Linked DNA regions of Homo sapiens: region 1 is linked to region 2. The links are chromatin contacts, found by POLR2A ChIA-PET in ENCODE. All regions are on one chromosome and are shown on one strand. The core of a region is the stretch at or near the end of the contact, and the rest is flanking DNA. Distances in the headings are between cores, read along the strand shown.

Evidence for each region. ChIA-PET counts read pairs that join two places held with the same protein, here RNA polymerase II (POLR2A).
Region 1: POLR2A ChIA-PET joins it to region 2 with 23 read pairs in activated CD4-positive, alpha-beta T cell. The contact joins two enhancer-like sites. POLR2A ChIA-PET finds 5 or more read pairs at or near these places in 2 of 52 experiments (PC-9 and activated CD4-positive, alpha-beta T cell).

What each region holds. Positions count from the first base shown.
Region 1 is chr10:113,152,710-113,159,817 of GRCh38, forward strand. TCF7L2 (transcription factor 7 like 2) reads left to right here. Exons shown (of 15, transcript NM_001367943.1): 12 at 5,312-5,360; 13 at 5,958-6,008. Among named protein-coding and RNA genes, the nearest start is that of SNORA87, 110 kb to the left of the region's middle. Within about 2 kb of position 1,282, at least 3 of the 41 ENCODE cell types and tissues checked have a DNase peak (open chromatin) inside an H3K27ac peak, as active enhancers do.
Region 2 is chr10:113,051,608-113,058,259 of GRCh38, forward strand. The region is part of intron 5 of TCF7L2 (transcription factor 7 like 2); the gene reads left to right. Among named protein-coding and RNA genes, the nearest start is that of SNORA87, 9.6 kb to the left of the region's middle. RefSeq lists enhancers at 1,360-2,338, 2,339-3,317, 5,245-5,744, 6,536-6,652 and a silencer at 2,303-2,597. Within about 2 kb of position 2,369, at least 9 of the 41 ENCODE cell types and tissues checked have a DNase peak (open chromatin) inside an H3K27ac peak, as active enhancers do.

The DNA of each region.
Region 1 (7,108 bases), core at 32-2,531, 100 kb after region 2:
TTGGTGCTTGTCTCCTTTCTAGAGGAGGCAAGGCTCTTAGGATACACCCAAAGGACCTTATGTTCCGGATTAGGTTCCGCAGGCTCCTCAGCAGTGATCAGTGGTGTGGCCTTCTAGGGAAGACCAGTGGGTAGGTGTGGAGGAACAGAATTTAATTCCTCCCAGGCCTTTCAGCAGGCCCTTTACCGTTAAGAAGGAAAAACAAAACTATTCCTTTGTGCCATGGTGCAGTAGAAGTTAGAAGCCTATTTCATCCTGAGAGGAGCATGATGGGAATATCCCTGAAAGCAGCCAGAGGAAGTCAGCCTTTGGCAGGATGCATGAACCGACTCTGGCCCCAGCAAGGGCAGGGAAAGTGTGCTATGCGGTGTGTGTGTTCCTGGGCTCTGTGTTGGCTACAGGATCTGCCTAGTCCTCTCTTGGGTTGTAGGAAACACCATGGGATGATTGTTTTTACTAATTGCAGTGGTTGTGACCCCACGATTCCTCTCCTCCCATGAGCACGCTGTCTTCCGGAGACTTCTGTCACTTCTCACCATTGCTGGTTATCCTCCATTTTGCCCAGTAACTCCGCTTTCCTCTCTCGAGGGATGAAATGCCTCTTGTTTTGCCTGATACTTTATTTCATGACATTTGGTTCCGTGAAGGGATTTCACCATCCACTCTTAGGGGAACACCAAAACTTGTCTTAAGGCCGGCACAGGCCTCTCATCCCCTTCCTGTCGATGTCTTGGAGCCATGGATGGTTACTTTTCCAGTTACTTTTGACTCTCCCACTGGCATCATCCGCGGTGAAGCAGCTTGACGTATAGGGGTCGAGGTCGTTAAATTATTACTGAATTGAGTGAAACATATCATGGCCTTTGAGGCTTCTGTGGCAGGGGCTGGGGACACACAGCTCTTAACTGCCTTGGCCTGGAAGTGTCATGGGTCACTTACTCCCATCACCCATTGGCCAGAGCTAGTCATGTGACCCAACCTAACTGCAGGAGATGCTGGGAAATGTGCAGTTACTGTGCACAAGTTATTACAGGGATTCAGAGTTAAGTCGGATATCTTTACTCCCTCAGAACTTAGCATCCGCCAGGAAATCGCAAACATCTGCCGGCCTATGTGATCCTGAGGAAGAGCTGCTTCTGCCTGCTCTGATGAGTAATTTCAGGCCTCCTTCCTCTTTCTTCTCATACTTTTAAACCCGTGCTTGCCATGTAGATGAGGGAACAGGGAGGTGCCCCTGGCCATCTTTCTCGAGGCCCTGCCCCCTTAGCTGGCAGCGCTAGACTGTGCTCCTCCTGGGAGTTGAATCAGGAAGGAGTGCTGGCACCTCTGGGATGGCGCGTGTGCTCTGCTGAGAGCCCTTGTCGCCGACAGATGGGCTTGCACGGGGTCTCCACTGCTTGGGACCTTTCTGTTTGTCCCCAGCATGTGTGCAGTGGGGAGGCCTTTCTTCTGGAGCTGAAAGGAAGAGGATGAGAAAGTGAATGCTCTCCCACAGGCTTGCTGTTCACCCCCACCTGACCCTGAGGTGGAGATTTCCAGTAGCAGGCAGGCTCCATAGCCTCCACGTACACAACCATATCATTTCAGGACAGCTGCTCTCCTGGTTTCGGGTCAGAAGTTCTTAGAGTTCATCTTGAGCTTCTACCTGCTACAGACCCAATTCTTTGAGTAATCTAGAATGATACCACAGAGCGGAATTCAGCTTCTCTATAGAGATCATATCCCCAATAGACATTTTGGGTCATAGTAGGGCCTTCATGTACAGCTGTGCAGGGCGTGCACTGCACAACTCTAGAGTATGTCATTTACACTGGGGTCTATGTGAATGGTGCCCCCTGGAGTTGTGCAGGGTGAAATCTCTACAAAGGTACAAGGCAGACTGTGATAGCTTCAAAAGAATACCGTGTTTGACTTGCCTGGGAGTCGTTTAGAGAAAGTATTGCTCGAGGCTTTTTGTGACATACTTTCTCGGTTTCAGAAGGGCTGTTAGGCACTCGAAATGACTTTAGCTCAGTTTTAAATTTGGAAGATGGTTTGGTATAATAAGGGAACTCCTGAGACGATTTGAGGTTTAGAGATCTGGATTTAGGGCTCTAGGAACTTTATCTCTTGTAAGAGGTACTTAGATTCCTATTACAATGGCTCATTACACATGGGTGTGAACACACACACTCACACTCACGCCTTCCTTTTATGCGCTAGGGAACACTGGGACTAAGAACCGCAGCACTGAAGCTTTTATGGATTTGAATGTGGTAGCAACTTAACTAGTATTTTTTTTTTTTTTTTTTAACTAACTTGACGTGGGAGTTTCCATATATTACTTTGGTCATTGTAAACTCCAAAAGCTTCTTCTGGAAAATATTTCCTGAGATCTTCTCATGGCTCTTTCACATTCCTGCTTTTCCAGCCAACTGGTAACGGAAGCCTTTATATCTTTACCTTAGGACAACAGAATTGAGTGAAACAGTCACGTTTGGATTGTCAGACTTGGTACCTTCTTTAGAGCCCAAGAGAAAACATCTTGAGTCCCATAGTAATATGTAACCCCTGGGATTATATTTGACATTATTTCCTTTTTAACCCTCTACACTGGGTAAAGGATAGAGGTCCCATGCCATTTGCTCACCTGAGTTTCTTTTCTTCTACCCATATCGTAGGCCCTTTCTTTCTTCTGTTACATTTAAAGGGGTAGTAGCGTGGCCACTTCCCTGGAGATGCATCTTCCTCTTCACTAAGTGTAGGGTTTATCCACTTTCTCATGTCTTCTTTTTATTAAAACACAATCCCTGTCCTCCAGAAGTCTCTAGTCTAAATGACAACTTCTTCAGTAGTCAACATCTCCGTGCTATATCCTAAAGGCACAGCTTCTTTGTGTGTAGAGGAATTTTCAGATGCCTTCACAGTATATTGCAAGGAATTGGAAACGGGGATGCTTTTTCACACATGGCTGAGAAGCCCTTGGGTATGTGGATGCTGATACTCCTTGAAGTTAAAACATTTCTGTGCCCAGTTTTTATGAATACTTCAGGCTCCTAAATGAACCGAAACTAGGCCCGCCTGCCTGTTCCAGGATAGCCAGGTGGCACTTTGCCCCTCACGTGGGAGAGGCGCGGGCATGGAGATGGTCCATTGCAGGCCCATGAGATGCCAGCTTCATGATAAAGCACATGAGGTCCTTTTAAAAGAAATTGTACATGAAGGAACATAGCGCGTTTCAACAAGATCCCCGAACAGAAGGCCAAAACAAAGCTCCCAAGTTGCACAGGCCCCTTCCCCTCACAGAAAAGATAGGCCATTTCTACAACAGATGGCCCTCAGCCCTGGGTGGAGCCTAAGCTTGGTGGCATCACCACCTTGAGGTTTTCCTGACAGAACCTAACGTGTTCTCGAGTTTCTTTCTTTCTTTTTTTTTTTTTTTTTTGAGACTGAGTCTTGTTCTGTCACCAGGGTGGAGTGCAGTAGCACGATCTCAGCTCACTGCAACCTCTGCCTCCCAGGTTCAAGTGATCCTCCTGTCTCAGCCTCCCCAGTAGCTGGGACTACAGATATGTGCCACCACGCCCAGCTAATTTTTTGTATTTTTAGTAGAGATGGGGTTTCACCATGTTGGCCAGGATGGTCTCGATCTCTTGACCTTGTGATCTGCCCGCCTTGGCCTCCCAAAGTGCTGGGATTACAGGCGTGAGCCACCGCACCTGGACCTCAAGTTTCTTTCTGCCTATCATTGTCTTTTTCTCTTCCGAGTTGACATCAACATACTGTGAGAAGCTTTAGGCAAAGGCAACTTTTAGCTGTTCTGAAACATATAGCAGTGTAAGACCATTTCATTTCAATGTATGCCAGGCAGCTACTTCATCTGGTAGGGCTATGAGGGGAGGGAGAACTAGTCCAATCCGGAATGAGGCAGTCGCCTCTCCTGAATTCCCCCCAGTCCCATTCCACATTTGCAACCTCGAGCAGATGGATCAGGTTGGAGAATATGAAAGACTCCATGCAGTTCATCCCCTAAAGCCCTCACTAAAAGAGCTTCCTTGGAGGGCTGGGCATTAAACTTGTAGGCAGCAGAGCCTTGTGGTTGAGGGCTTTGGAGCCAAGACCACCTGAGTTCTCTCCTGGCCCCACCACTTGCTAGATGTGTGACCCTGGCAAAGTTACCTAACTCGTCAGTTTTCTCCTCTGTGAAACTGGAATGGTGGTAATACCTGTTGAAGAGGATTGTTGTGATGATTAAAATGAGTCCATCTGCGTAGCACACCTAGAATCATGCCTGGCACCTGGCATATGCTCAACACATGTGACCCATTCATGGGAGGAGTGGTATCATCCTCATTATGTCAGCTAGAAGAGAATTGAGGGAACATCTTCTTTCTTACAGATGTCCACTCAGCAGGTTTTTTTTGTTTGTTTTTTGTTTTTTTGTTTTTAAACAGAGTTTTGCTCTTGTTGCCCAGGCTGGCATGCAGTAGCATGATCTCGGCTCACTGCAACCTCCGCCTTCTGGGTTCAGGCGATTCTCCTGCCTCGGCCTCCCGAGTAGCTGGGGCTACAGGCATGCACCACCATGCCCGGCTAATTTTGCATTTTTAGTAGAGACGGGGTTTCGCCACGTTGGCCAGGCTGGTCTTGAACTCCTGACTTCAGGTGATCCTCCCACCTCCGCCCCTCAGAGTGCCAGGATTATAGGCGTCAGCCACTGCTCCCAGCCCACTCAGCAGTTGTGAAAGGAGCCCAGATGATTCCTCGTTCTATTTCACCCTTTTCCCCTGCATCTTTAACAGCAAACTCTAAGAGAAGCCTCTGCTAAAGCTTTCATTCTCTTGATTCAGAGTGGGACCCTTTGGCCTTCATAAGTAAGAACTGTGAGCAGGTCAGGCAGGGCAGCCCTTGAAGCTGGTGCGGCCATGACCACCTTCATGTGCTCCTCAAAGATGGGCTCTCAGACTGCTTGCAACGCCATCATCCCACTCCTCTCTGAATCTTCCTCGTGCCGTCCCCCATTCCCTTTTATGGATCAAATGCTGTGGGTCAGGTTTGACAATGGACATAGGTACATGAGAAATGAGAGCTTCCCTTCACCACCCGCCAATCCCTTCTCTGCTCCCAAGAAGCGTGTGTCCCTCCAGCTGGGGTACAATGCAAGGGCATTTGGCTTGAAGCGGGGTTGGAGGTTGGACAAATACCGGGGGTTTGTGTGGATGGAGATGGCAGTATGGTCACTTCCTCCTGCCTTCTCCTTCCAGGTGCGCCCAGACACTCTTCTCACATCTGTTTCTTGCAGTAATTCCCTGTGTTTCATCTCTTCATCTAGGGAAAGAAGAAGAAGAGGAAAAGGGACAAGCAGCCGGGAGAGACCAATGGTAAGTGACAATCATCAGGTTAGAGGAAGGAGCTGTAGCCTGAGGACCACCCTTTTATGTTAGGTTTCCATCTGGGGGAGGCAGGAGAAATTCAAGGCCAGGACATTGTGGGGGAACCCTTCTTAGCTAGCCTTTTTGTTTATGCATTTTAATTAATTGCTTCATGACTGCCCTTTTAAAGCTAGTAACATCCATTGTTGCATGAAAAGCACATTGTAATTCTAGTGGAATGTGTTTTAAAATAACTGCAGAGCCTATAACTGGAGAGCAAGCGGTAGGCATGCCTATGCCGGGATTTATACAGTCTGCTTATTTTGTGTGTGCCTGAGAAGGGATGAGGAGGGGGCGGGGCTTAGGGGAGTAGGAGGGGGTGTGTGTGAGTGTTTGATATTAACTGGGCTGTTCCTGAATGTTCTGATGCATGCCTTTACAGTGGTAAATTACACCCATTTTAAATTAAGGAGGTTTGTCATTCTCTAGAAGAAATTAGAAATACTGCATAGGCAATCTCAGAGGTCCCTTGGAGAAGGCCAGGCTTTTACAAACAAACAAAACAAAAATTTTGAAGGCTTTGTATAATTTGTTCTTTTTTTTCAGAACACAGCGAATGTTTCCTAAATCCTTGCCTTTCACTTCCTCCGATTACAGGTGCTAATGTCATTTTGAGTCATTAAAATAGTTGATAAACTGTTTTTTAATTTTTCTTGCCATTATAGTTTTATTAACATTTAAACACGTATGACATTTGAACATTCTTTAAAATGACCATCAACACGGTTTCGTATGTTTCAGTAGATTTTTTTTTTCAGTTGCTTCTGTTTTTTTTTTTTAATTTAACCTTTGTTTTGTTTATTTATTTTTCCCATAACAGTTGTTTAAGCAGTGATGACAGTGATTTAGAGTTGAACTAACTGTGCAAATTGAATATGCAGTATTTCTTTAAAAGAGACTGGTTAAAAAAAAAAATGGAAGGAATTCAGTAATAAACCTCCTTAATCTAATGGCATTTTTTTCATTGCTCCCACTAAGTTTTCTCACGCAAGCATGCATCCGCAGTATGATTATTTTTTCCTTTGCTTTTTTTTATTTTAGTTTTTTCTTTCTTTTGCTTTTCTGCTCATAATTTGCAAGTCCACTAGCATTTTACTGACTGTGCCTGCTTAAATGCTGCTATGAGCTTCTAACTAACTCCTAACAGCTCATTCACACAGCCTGTTTACCTTTATCTTTTCCTCTCTTAATAATTAATGAAAATAGATTTAAAAAAAAGACGAACGTTCCAAAAGCTGCAATATCCCAGTACCACAACCCTTTTCTTTCTTTATTTCTTTCTATTTTGTTTCGTTTTGTTCTGTTTTTATTTGTAATTTTTTTCTTTTTTTAAACTATTGTATTCTGAGAAGAAAAAAGCATGTTACAAACTTAATTCCCTCCTTCGCTTTATTTTCTTCTTTAAGAAAAAAAATTGAGAGAAAAAAGGGAAAGCAGAACTAAAAGAGGAAAAATATTTAAGAGTTATTCCATGTCTAACTTCCCTTTGTCAGCTCGAACCAAATCTGAGAGACAGTCCTTAAAGAAGGGATACTGCAGCTTTATTTGCAACAGCTAATTTCAAAAGTTGAATAAGAATGTGACTTTTACTTTTTTTTTTTTAATTAAAGAAAGTTAAAAAACGAAAGTCAATATTTTGCAATTAGTAACCAGGTCATTGATTTATTCCCTTTTTTATTTTTATTTTTTTCTTATTT
Region 2 (6,652 bases), core at 1,119-3,618:
CGTCTGAGGACTGTTTTAAGGAGACTTATTATACACAATCATCCCCCACAAATGATTTCTAAAGAGAGGCTGGTATGAAAGAAGGAGTTTCCATGATTCTGTCCTGTGGTTCTGGGGAATTCTGAAAATGAACTTTAGATATTTTTGTGAAATTCTTATTTTCATATTTTTGGTATCTCAGAGTTTTCTTTTCTGGCTTCTGTTTAACATACTCTTCTTTGCCCTAAATCTCTCTTATTTTTGCTCCTTGGGACAACTGAAGAATCCTTAGATAATTAATAGTATGAAATACTGCCCTTTTAGTTGAAAAATGTCACAATAATGTAATAAGATAAATAAGGAGGTGTCGCTTTAACCTGTATCGTGTAGTCTCCTCTACTTACTAACACTTACTTGTATTACTAGAAGCATTATTTTTTAAATCATGGAAAATTGGTGGCAAGCTGAGCATACAGTTGTTTATTTCTGTTTGACTGATTATTACAACTTCATTATTTGATGAAGGTTCTGTACGTTTTCCTTTAAGACACATAGAAATTGTGAGAAGATCCTGCAGCCCCGAAAGGCTACAGTGTTGATCCAAGGACTCTGAGCCGAGTGCAGGGTTTGTACTTGGACCTGCAGGCTGGGTGGCGTCTGTGGGAGCAGTGTGTTGAGAGAGATTCTGAGGCTGTATGTGTCAGGGCCTCCAGGGGAAGGATGCATTGATGGATTAATTTCTGCCAAGGCTGAAAGAGGAGAGAGTAAGAGGCTGTAGAGGTGTCACAGCTGTCATTGCTGTTTTAGGCAGTCAAGCTTTTGGGAAAGTGTCAGAAATTGAGCCCCCTACTGGATCTATCGGAGCCCTGTCAAATGTCCATTTAGATGTCCTGGTGAACAAAAGTTCTCTGACTCACCATTTAAAAACTTGTTCCAAATGAAATTATGGGAGAAAGGAACATTTTTCATCCGAACCCAGAATGAGGATGTACCCAAGGAAAAGGACGTAGGCTCAGGAGCTGGACTGTGGCTCAGCTGGCCTGATGTATCCCACTTTGTTCCTCCCATGGCTGGGATGTCTCTTTGCTCTCCATGACCCATGTATCTTGAGGACATGACACATGGACCAAGCTTGAACTGCGGATTCATTTTTATGCATTCTACCTGTGAATGATTGCAGCGGATCTAGTCGTATTTCTGAGAGTTACTCAAACTGGACTTCAGCAGTGAACTCTACAGTTCTCTTTTCCTCCCACCTTTCTATTAGACATTGCATGATACAAAAATCAAGATATTTCTAAGAGGGTGATAACTTCAATGTTATCTAAACTTTTAATTTGGAAGAAGAGGGGTTCTTTGTTCTTTTTAAAAAGATACAAACGAACTTCTTTATCTGATTCTTTTTTTGGTGCAAACCCATGATGCCTTCTTCCTGATTCATCTGCTACACTGTGAGTTCAAGCCTGGCGTGGGACACAGGCACAGCTCTCATGCCAACGATCTCATGGTTAAGTTTTGGAACATAATTTGAAAAATGTAACCCATTGAGAGGCAGTAAGGACATACGGTGAGCTAGTGCGTGTTTGGACGTCTGTGTGGAATAAGTGAGTGGGTAGAGAGGACATTTGTCAAGGAGCGGGAGGGCGGGCCATTGGCTTGGGGGAAATGGGCTGAGACTCTAGGGGTGGCCAGCACCGCATACGGAGGCCAGCAGGGTTGGGCTTGGCTAAGTGCTGTGGTGTCTGGATGCCTATGTGAGTTTCCTCCAGAAGTTTTCAGTTGGCAAAGTAGAACCTGCTGGATATGTAGCAAGGGTGTGGATTGTCGGGATCCTGCTGGGCGCAGGCGTGTGATACCAGAGGTCAGAACAGAAGCTGAGGGATGAGGCTTTGGGAGCTTTTTGTCATGCACTGTCCTGGAGCCTCAGTTACTACAAAGTCTGCAAATGATAGACCGGAGCTTTGGTTCTGCCTGATGCTAGCTCCCCTGTTCCTGATTTTTCTTTTCAATATTAGACTTAATCCCAGAATTCACATGTTGAAAGAAAACTTAGAGGTCTAGTGACATAAAAGCCTCATTTTGATCGTTACAGAACTGATGCCTTGAGAAATGGAGAGAGAAGTACACGATCATGGTAATACTGGATGTTCACTGAGCACTCACTAGCTCCAGGCCTTTTCTAAGTAATTTATGAAGTTGTCAGGTTTAATCCTCACAACGCCCTTATGAATGAGCTATTGTTATTATCCCGATTTGGCAGATGAGGAAACTGAGGCTTGAGGGGAGGATGACGTACTCAAGGTCACACAGCTGGGAGGCGGCAAGCTGGAAGTTGAACCCAAGGAGTCTCACATCGGAGCCAGGACTCTCACCCTTCAGTGTTATGCTGCCTTAATCAGGCACACATACAGGCGGGGAGAGGCAGGTTTCCGGACACCAGACTAGGCTGGTGCCGGTCAGGCTACACCAGGGAACCTGGAGGCCTGTCATTCTTTTGTGATGCTGTTAGTTCCTGTTGAGGAAGTGAGGCTTTGTGGGTTCCCAGGAGGAAAAGGTATGAACTCATGGCAAAAGAAAGGAACCAAAAAAGGGAGATTTGCATCACAATGAGCCTTCTATTCATCCTAAATTATACCTCCTTTTATACCATGTGTGTCTGCAAACTTGTGGGTAAATCACAAATCTTTCTGGTAAGTTACAATGGATGGAAGGTTTTTGCATTTCTCTCAAATCACCAACCATTTAATGCTATGTGTAGTCACTCCCTAATCTATCTTTTGTATAAATTTGGATCTTTGAGTATTGGGGTTTTCCATGATGTTTGGCAGTTCCCCTTAGGGTGTCTATCTCAAAGTTTGTCACACTGACAAGCTTTGGGGAGAGAAGTTAGAGGTGGGCTTCCCTGTTTTTAGTGGCTGTGTCTGATTGTTCTGTCTGTTCTCCAGGACAGGAGAGATTGATTGCTTTCTAGCTTTTTTTAAAATTAAAACAACAACAACAAAAAAATACAGAAAGGTACAAAGGATAACAAACACATTCATGTACCTGCCACCTAAAATAACAATTACTAATCTTTTCACCCTCCTAGCCCATGATCTTCCCTCCCAGGCTGTTATTAATATGAAAACCGAGTTCAGGTTTTTATACTTTTCGACATCTATTTATATTAACGTATGTATTATAAATAATCTTAGTAGTTTTTAACTTTGACATAAGTGGCTTCACATTCCACATAACATTCTGCAGCATGTTTTCTTTTATTTTTATTTTTTTCTTTATTTTTAAATTTTTATTTTGCAGCATGCTTTTCTTATTCAACATTACATTTGAATTTTTTCAACATTGTACATTGAAATTTAGCTCATTCTTTTTAACTGCTCTGTAGTATTTATTGTATGCATATACTACAGCTTTCTATTTCTGTATTGATGGTTAATTAGGTTGCTTACAGTTTTTTAAGATTACAGATTCTGCTGTAATAACCATCCTTTGGGCAAGTGTATGTAGGTACCTATATATGAGTTTCTCTAGGATTCATACCAAAGTAGAGGAATTGGTAGGGCATTGGTTTGCTGGTTTTAATTTTAATTCACATGCTATTGTCAAGCTCTCCAGAACAACTGGATGAGTTGATTGGATCAATGAGTATTTCCATCACCAGCATATAAACTCTTTCCTCATAATCACACCAATGCTTGATCCTGTTGGACTTAAAATTTTTGCCAATTTGCTGGGTATGCAACGGCATCTTACCTAATTTGCCTTTATTTGATGACTCCTGAGGTTGAACATCTGGTCATATGTTTATTTTCTCCTCTGTGGCTTGCCTGGTTTAATGCCTTCTTCATTTTAAAGAATCAGATAGTTTTCTGTTATTGATTTATAGGAACTCTTTATATAAGTTGAAAACTTGATTATATGTGTTGGAAATACTTTTTCTAGGCTGTGATGTTTTAAAATATTGCTTTAGATGGGTTTTCATTTTTACCTTTTATTTTAGAGATGGAGTCTCACTGCATTGCCCAGGCTGGATTGCAGTGGCTATTCACAGGAAAGAGCATAGTATGTTACAGCCTCCACCTCCTGGTACCAAGAGGTCCTCCTGCCCCAGCCTCCTGAATAGGTGGGACCACAGGTGCACATCACTGTGCCTAGCTTTGGATGGGTTTTGAAAGAAAGAAGTTTTAAATTTTAATGCCCTCAAATTCATCTGTATTTTCCTCTGTGCTTTTATTTTGTACCCACTCTAAGTAGCTCCGAATTCTGCAGATAGTTGGTGCAGGAATTCTGATTTTGAGTGGACATCTGCTCTCTAACAGTCACATTGAAGGAAATTAGGTTTTTTTGGTAGGAATCTAAGCAAGGGGTTGATTTGTAAACTAGGCTTTAAATATGATTTTAAGCAACTCACTTAGAACAAGATACAAAAATTGTGGACTGGACCTATATCTGGAAAACTTGAAAGTGCTAGGGCAATAAATAATTCTTGGTCACATACAGCCGAGATCCTGGGCTCCTGACTCTGGGACAGAAGCTTTCTATATTTTATCTCATCAGTCTTTGCAACAGGCTCCTTGAAGCAATTTTATCCCCATTTTAGAGATAAGAAAACCAGAGCTTAAAGCAGTTAGATAATTTATGAAGTAAGTGGCAGAGCCAAGATTCAAATCCAGACCTTTCTGACCACAAAGCTCGTTGCTGAATACCGCGCCTCATTGCCTTCTTGCGAATTACTTGGGATTTGTTTGAATCCCAAAATCTTTATATGTTATTTTAAATTTGAATCTAATTGGAAGTGGGGCAGTGAGGGTAGAGGACAGAAAGAAGGGGAAGAGCTTGAGACTCAATAATAGAAACAAAAAACCCGTCTCCAGGAGGGCGGTTCAAAAGGAAGAATTCCATATTTCATGTAACTGAAACGTTAAAAGCCCAAATAATTGCATCATGCAAGTCTGATGCTGAGTAATCACCCTCCCCCATATTATTGGGGAGAGGGGGCAAGAAGTCTGGGAAGCTGTTTTTGCCTAAGGAATTACATTCCAGGGGACTCTGAGGATTTAGGTAACCACAAAAGCCATTTATTTCGAGTACACTGAGATTTCTACCACTTTGATCCCTAATCCATAGCATAATTAATAAATGAAATGTGCTGTAGCATGGGTTTTTTACAAAGTGTACTTTTAAAATGGCTTTTGGTCTGACATGATTCATTTGCCACTTGGAAAAGCGTCATCGCCTCAGATGGGCAGGCTGGGAGAGGCTGCCTGGTGGGTAGCTGAGGGCGGTTTCCTGGGGCACAGTTCCTGCCTTGGGCCTCTACAGAGCGGTCTCATCCAAACATCTCCCAGACTCTGCGTTTTCCAGGAAGCGTGCAGAAATAGGAGGCCAGTACTGAAATGCTATCTGCTCTGTGTATGTCAGAAGACCACAAACCACTTATAACAAATGAAGATCTTTTTATTTGTTCTTATCCCTTTATGTCACTTGAGGAAAGTTGCTGTGAGTAGGTGATGATCATTACAGTGATCACTGGTTGCCCAAACTGAGAAGCCAGACATTTGGCTTGGTTTCTCTCCCTTCCTCTTGTCTCTCCTACCCTGTAAACACATACTTGGTGATTACCCATGGGGAGACAAGACAGGCTGGGAATATATACTTCTGCAACTTCAGCCTCCTGGGTTCCAGCGATTCTCCTGCCTCAGTCTCCAGAAGAGCTCGGATTACAGGTGTGCACCACCAGGCCCAGCTAACTTTTTGTATTTTTAGTAAAGATGGGGTTTCATCATGTTGGCCAGGCTGGTCTCGAACTCCTGACCTCAGGTGATCTGCCCTTCTCGGCCTCCCGAAGTGGTGGGATTATAGGCGTGAGTCACCGAGCCTGGCCCCAGGCAATAATATACCAGTGGGCAAGAAAATATTCTTGCTCTCATGGGACTTCTGTTGGGGGTCAGGGTATAGGGAGGAAGGCATAGAGATGAAAACCAGTAAATAAGTAACAGGGGAAAACATTTTAAATACATTAATAACTAATAAAATAGAAATAAATCTGTTGGCTACTTAACAGGATGTGCCACATTCCAGATACATTACGTTAATCCTTATGATCTTTGGGGGCTAAGTATTAGTATTCCATTTTACGGATGAAGAGACTGAGGCTCAGAGGGAAGGGAGGTGGCTTTTCTCAGGTGGAAAGCCAGACCTTTTCAGTGGTCATTCAGTTCATAGCTAAGGTCTTATTTTCTGTGCTCTCTGTCGGCTGAAAATGGGCAAGGTAATTTCACATAGTGACAGGAGCCATGTCAGAGAAAGAGCAGGACAGTGGGACAGAGAGGGACCAGGCTGGGGGCTGTTTGAGATGGAGGGTCAGGAAGAACCAAACTAAGATGTGAACAGTGGGAGGTGTTGGAGCTGTGGTGCTTGCCTAGAAGGACCCTCATCGAGCAAATAGAAGCTTCTGGCAGGAAGAAGTTAATGTCTTGCGTGTGCCCTATGTAGGTTCATTAGGGCCTTTAAAGGGGGAAGAAGGTGGTGGCTATAAATGTTACAATCTTACCTTTGGCCCCTAGGGATTCTGTCTTTCAACCTTGGTTCAGTAACAACTTGTGACTGCCCAACAGGGCTTCCTTTCGGGAGAGAATGGCTTGTTACATTCAAATATGCCATGAAAGTATCA